Linked DNA regions of Homo sapiens: region 1 is linked to region 2. Evidence: chromatin contacts called from ENCODE Hi-C or POLR2A ChIA-PET data. All regions are on one chromosome and are shown on one strand. Each heading gives the region's core, a stretch centred on a gene start or an enhancer-like site at or near the end of the contact. The rest is flanking DNA. Distances are from core to core; before and after follow the strand shown.

Region 1 (3,058 bases), core at 149-2,648, 5.0 Mb after region 2:
TACGCGTTTTAAACAATTGATATCAAAATGCATCTTGTTTATTTGGCTTTTGAAACTGTTATAACACAACTTATAACATTGGAAATACATTATTTTATTAATACAAAGTAGTTTTCATAGTAAAATACCAAATTAATTAAAAGGCAGAATGAAACGTACCATATACATGTAGACGACAAATGAAAACTGTCAAAGTATCCTTCTCTCTAAAAAGCCACAAATTACGTTCTTTGAAGTAAGTATTGGGTTTTATTTCCTAAACTATACACATCAATATCACCTCCTGAAGCTTTTTACCCAGTTTCACGGTTGGTATTTCGGACATGCAATGTTCCATGCTGTCAAACTTGGAATGCCTCGTTTGGATACAGGGAGACAAAGACTTGGAGACCCAGAAGCCTGAAAGTGGTTCTTGACCGACTTTGTCCACTCAAATTAAGGCATCATGCAGCTGGTCATCACTTACATTGCTGGTTGCACGCAGGCACACACACACCAGTGCTCACAGCCAGCACTTGTTAAGAATGGTTGAGCTGGACCAAATGGTATACGTGTCTTTCATCAATATAAACATGGACTGCATTCATCTGGACACGGGCCTTTCCCGCCTACCGAGCCTGCCCACCACCCGAAGTTTAAGCTCATCTTGGAGGACCTGACACTCAGGAAGCCGTCTCCCGTTGTTCCACCGGCTTTGTGGCCCCAATGTCTGTATAAGCTGCTGATTTGCCTTGGGAAAACAAACCAGCATCGATTTCAGAGAAATTACTGGATAATTTGCGCTGTGAGGCGCCTAGATCGCAAGGCGCACTCCGCAAATGACAGCCGCTCCCGTGCACTTGTCCAGTCATTCGGGTGGCATACTGTCCGGGTGGAAGCCCGCCAAAATAATCCATTTGGAAGGGACGGAGGGCTTCGTCAGAAATTGCCTTCTTGTAGCTATGAGACATTGAGCAAAACAGATAAGAACTGGGGCAATGGAGGCATAAACATTAAGGCTAGGATGTATTTTTGGGGAGAAAGCGGCGGCTAGCAGGGACGAAGCTCAACTTCATGCGCCGCGCCCCGGAATGCTTTGCCTTTAGCCACTAGCGGAGCCGCCCGCCTGAGGGAGCCCTCCGGGAGTGAGCGCACGCAACCGTGCAGTCAGATTCCTCCGCCGACCGCGGCCCTCTCTCCTCGGGCTTTGCCTTCGCTCTCTAGCTTTTCTTCTTTCACTCCCGCTCGCCGACTCCAGCCCGCTGGGCTCACGCTCTGCCGGACACCAATCCCGGCGGCCCTGCCCGACGGAGCTCAAGGCTAGGCCTGGCCTTGTCCGCGGAGTCCGCCCCTCGCCGCCACCGGGATCCGCCCCCGCGCCGACACGCACTTCCGGCAGCGCCGCGGCCGGGAGGGACCGAGCGGGGAGCAAGGCCTGCGGGGAGGCGCAGGATGGACGCGTTGGCTGTCATGATGTAGGACCTCCTGACCTAGAACCATGCCCGGCGCAGGGAGAACAACGAGCTTACGGACCGGGTGCGGGGGCTGCTGTGCGAGAAAGCCTACCTGCTGGCCCGGGAGCGTTCGCCGGCCCACCTGGTGGCTTTCCCTGGACGTTTAACGGCGACTCCGCCCGGCCTCCCGACTTTTTGATGCAGGCGTTCTCTTACATGACTTTCTTCGAGGCTAGATTCTCGAAAGACATCCTGAAGGTGGCTTTCTTAATTAGCTGCCTCACCGGCTGGCGGAGCAGTTCGTAGTCGCCTACATCGAGAGGGAGAGCCCCGTCCTGGCTCAGTACTGGGGCTTCGTGGACGCGCTGTAGCGGGTCTTCGCCGTCGTGGGTAGGAAACAGTCGGGCCGGATCCCCGGTGTCTGGGGAGCGGCTGCCGGCCGGGCCCGCGCGAGCCGCTTCACTCCTACAAGCCCGGCTCACTAGTTCCAAGCTGCTGGACTTTGACCCTCGCTGGGAAGCTTGATCGCCGCCTGTTCTCGCCAATCTCTATGCCTTTGCACTGCCCAGCAACCCGGTCACTGCCCAGGACCTGTTAAAAGTTGAATGGACCTCCCAGAATCACGCCGCTGCCACCGCCGTTTCTAGAGACGGCTTTTGGCCACCTTTGAGAATCAGGGTCAAACTTGGAAGGGCCTGCATTTGTCACACTTCCTCGGACACTAATTTGGATAGTTCAGGCCCAGAGACGGCTTCCCGGGTTAGTGTGCCTGACAACACTGAAGAAAAATTGTGACATTTTCCTTCCCCAGAATTACTTCGTTTTATACATTTCACTTCTCTTCTGAAATCACAGCAATGCCAGTTTGCGCCTTTTGGTCTGAGGAACGCAGGCCCTGGCCACTACCAGGAAAAAGTATTTACTTTTAAAACTTGAATGTATATCTTTACCGTATGCCTAGTACAGTAGTGCTTGGAAGAAACAGATTAGTAAGACAAAATATATGTCTTCAAGAACACTTACGTTCTGAGAAAGAATTCTGAATGCAGATTCTAATGTCTGGTAAAATGCTTTACAGTGTAAAGAATGCATATATGATTCTTATTTTATGGCATTTTAAACTTTCCACCCCACGGTTTTAAAGTGTTAATATATGTTAAAAATATATGCAATTTATAAAGGAGAAGGAAAGCCCAGCTTGATTTTTGCTGCCAAAGATGGTATATTTAAAATTAAACGTAACTAATGGCAAAAAATAATGGGAATGGTGCAGTCTTTGAGCTGTATCCAGTTGGCATTATTCTCTTGGACTAAAAGGAATAGTATTAACTTCCTCACTTTGGGTAAGCCACTTTAGATTTTTGGGCTGCAGTTTTCTCAGGTAATTAGAGACTTTATATTATGAAAGTTTGGTTCACAATTCTTTGAGTCTCTTTTGGGAACAAAGAAGGTAAGAGGAGGATATGTGCCCTCCTCTCAATCAAGGGGTTTCTTGAAACCCTCTAAGGAGAAAAATCTGAAACTGCCTTTCCTAAAACGTTCATGGGTTTGTCATTCTGATGATCAATATCGTCCCACTGAAGTATCTTTTTGAATTCCTAGTTAGGAATCTTTATGTTAAGATA
Region 2 (3,343 bases), core at 278-2,777:
CCTTTTCAGGGCTAGTATGATTTTTTTTTTTTTTTTTGAGATGGAGTCTCCCTCTGTTGCCCAGGTGTTGTGCACTGGCATGATCTTGGCTCACTGCAACCTCCGCTGTCCGGGTTCAAGCGATTCTCCTGCCTCAGCCTCCCAAGTAGATGGGATTACAGCGCCCACCACCACGCCTGGCTAATTTTCGTATTTTTAGTAGAGACGGGGCTTTGCCATGTTGGCCAGGCTGGCCTTGAACTCTTGACCTCAGGTGATCCGCCCGCCTCGGCCTCCCGAAGTACTGCATTTACAGGCGTGAGCCACTGCGCCCGGCCGCCAATATGATCTTGGATAGTCCTAACAGTTACTCTTAGCAGGCTTTCAAAGCACCAGAGATTGCAGCAAAACGCACACAAAGAAAATGATTATGATGACATACACAAAATATAATCCATTTAAAAAAAACCTCACACTGTGTGTGTGTGTATATATATATTATACGTATACGTATATATATGTATATATATATATATATAACCCTGCAAACAAGAAAACTACTTACTACAAAGGATGAATTTTTCTTTCACACAATTTTCATCCTGGCATCCCTATAACTACCAAAACACAGCCGAATATCTGAGAAATGTTGGTGCAAATGCTAGAGACGAATAGAGTCAGGCAACTTAAAAGTGTTCTTCATACTTACGTTGCTGTGACGAGCAACATAAAAAGAACAGAGTGTCTAAAGTCAGAAAAACCACTGAAGTCACAACTTTTTGGGGGGTGTCAGCTTCTACCTCATGTACCAGGAATAACCAACTTAGCCTACTTCACAGTGTTACTCTAATAGTTAAATGAGAAAGTGATCTGTCAAGTGTTTCCCAAATGCTCAAAACCACCCTTCCACATTGAGCAAGAATAAAATAGCATCTGGTTACCCTTCCCAAGGTGATCTATCTGCCTTTTCCCGCTTAGGATCTCATCGATCGCTTAGGAGTTAGACACGGTGGGTTAAGGGGTGGTGAAGAGACGGCGGGAACAAGCACTTGGTAGCTCAGAAGGCTAGGGCGGGAGCCAGGTCTTTGGACTGAAACCACTCCCACCCTCCCCCTTCAGCAGCTCCCCTTCCCCTTCTCGAGACACCTGCCCCACTAAACGAGCTGAGAGGATGGACCCAACCAGCAGTAGTCTGCAGGTGGGCACTCCAAGCGGGGAGCCGAGGCGCCCAGCACGCAGTCCGGGGACCCGCTGGAGGGTGGGCGGAGGCGGACGGCCCAGCCCACAAAGAAGAGGCGGGTAGTGCGTCTTTCCCTACCCCTCAACCTCCGACGGGGCCCGGAGCGGACGCTGAGGCGGACACACCTCTGTCTCACTTTACCCCAGGGCAAAATTCGAGTAATTTCAGGGAGAAGAGGACAAAGCATAGCGCCGGGTCAGGCCTGCACCCTCCCCTCTACAGCTCACCGTAAACCGCGTCCGCGCTTCGGGCAAACTGAAGAGCGGCGGCGTCGGAGACATCTTCTCGGCTGCGCGTGCCCGCCACTGCGCTGCGGCGCCTGCCGATGACGTCAAGCCAGGAGCAACGAGACTGCGGTCTCTCTGAGCCCGGCTAGAGTGGCCTGTGAACACCGGTCGGGCGAGCTGGCAGTTGGGAGTTTCCCTAGCGACTCAGTTCGGGTGGGCGTTGGGCGCCTGAGTCAGCCAAACAGCCTACTCGGGGTTCTTGGGTAGCCTTTGGGGTGAGGGGACTTGGGCGGCCTTGGTCTGTAAGCTCTGCGTTCCCGGGCGTGGAAGAGACTGGCCGCGCACATGCGTTTCTGTGGTTTTCCTGGTTTGGGGAAAGCGGGTAAATGGTGGCTGGTTGCGGCTAACTGGGCCGCGCTAAAAGGTAACCCAAGGCAGGTGGATTACCTGGGGAAACAGCTGGAGCAGTGGTCCTGGGCCGCCAGTCCGCGGTCATCCCGGGAGCTTAAGATGCGGAGTGGTGATAGGCTCCGGATGTATGAGCCCTGTGGCTCAAGGGCGCTGTTCTCTCTGCTCCGAAATAGAAATAATACCTGTCTCACAGAGCTGTTGAAAAGCTCCACTGAAATAATGACCGCAAGTGTGAACTGTAAAGCAATGTAAGTAGTATTTATTATTAAAAGGTCTCTACTGAAAGAAAGAGACCTAGGAGGAATGCAGTGCCCGGCGCTGATTGGAAAACGGGTGGCGCTGCGTCCTGGGCCGAGGCTTCCCTAGCGAAAACCTTGTCTCCCTCCATTTCGTCCCTTGCCTGCCTTCCCAGGAGAGACGTGGCCGATAGAAGCCGAGTGGCAGTAACTCTAAGTTGGAGTTACACGGTGGAGAAGGAAGCACTGACTCAGACTCGGGTAACTTCCTCTTATTCCCTCACACGTGTATCTTGTTCCCTTCTTCGAAGTCTGTAAATTTAAAATCCTAAGCCCCCCAACAACTGAACAGACCCCCGTGAGGCCAAGGGGACACCAGCAAAATCTTAACAACTGAGTTCCCAGTCATAACGGGATGGGAGGTCAGACGGACCTGGTTATACCCTCTCCCTTTTGTGATTTAGAGGAGATAGCTGACTGGCCATAAAGTTAAAATAGAGGCCAGGCGCGGTGGCTTACGCCTGTAATCCCAGCACTTTGGGACGCCGAAGCAGGTGGGTCACCTGAGGTCAGGAGTGGATCACCTGAGGTATGGCAAACATGGTGAAACGCTGTCTCTACTAAAAATACAAAAATTAGCCGGGCGTGGTGGCACGCACCTGTAATCCCAGCTACTCAGGAGGCCGAGGCAGGAGAATGGTTTGAACCCGGCAGGCGGAGGTTGCAGTGAGCGGAGATCGTGCCATTGCACTCCAGCCTGGGCGACAAGAGTGAAACTCTGTTTCAAAAAAAAAAACGGAGATGATAGGACTGACGGAATTGACTCCATGGCAATAAGATACCAAAGTATAAACAGGACCTAAGCCCATGCCAAGCAAGGGTTAAAAGTCATGCATCCCTACGCTTGAAAAATAAACTATGTTCTCACTATGCTTCAAGGTTTTTCTTTAGCAGCTAAACAAGCGCTGGCCTCACAGTATTAAAACAATTTGCAGTTCATCGACCACCAGACACTAACAACCCTCTCCCACCAGCCGTAACTACAGCTTTTATTGATTTCAGTTACTTTCTCCTGATAAGAAGGTCACTGACCATGGACTTGTTCTGGCCAATTTGTAGTGATTGCATGCTTACGTAACTTCCTGAAAAGATATTTTGATGTATAGGACCAAACTGTAAATACATTTAAATGTTAAGTCTCCACCCCAAAGTGAACATGGATTGTCTGTTAAACATGCATATTTGTTTAA

Evidence for each region. A loop is a pair of places that touch in the nucleus more often than their neighbours do. ChIA-PET counts read pairs that join two places held with the same protein, here RNA polymerase II (POLR2A). Pooled maps may share reads with other maps.
Region 1: a map of CD4-positive, alpha-beta memory T cell shows a loop between it and region 2 (20-fold over the local background). The contact joins the promoter of LINC00667 here to the promoter of THOC1 in region 2. A Hi-C loop is called at or near these places in 2 of 168 maps with a recorded cell type or tissue (CD4-positive, alpha-beta memory T cell and naive thymus-derived CD4-positive, alpha-beta T cell) and 9 of 50 pooled maps. POLR2A ChIA-PET finds 5 or more read pairs at or near these places in 1 of 52 experiments (activated B cell).

The regions. Positions count from the first base shown.
Region 1 is chr18:5,236,702-5,239,759 of GRCh38, forward strand. LINC00667 (long intergenic non-protein coding RNA 667) reads left to right here and starts at 1,399. Exons shown (of 3, transcript NR_015389.1): 1 at 1,399-2,348. LINC00526 (long intergenic non-protein coding RNA 526) reads right to left here and starts at 1,328. Exons shown (of 1, transcript NR_026849.1): 1 at 23-1,328. RefSeq lists a silencer at 1,345-1,514 and an enhancer at 1,735-1,914.
Region 2 is chr18:266,520-269,862 of GRCh38, forward strand. THOC1 (THO complex subunit 1) reads right to left here and starts at 1,528. Exons shown (of 21, transcript NM_005131.3): 1 at 1,447-1,528. The coding sequence starts at 1,500. RefSeq lists an enhancer at 1,397-1,866 and a silencer at 2,257-2,436.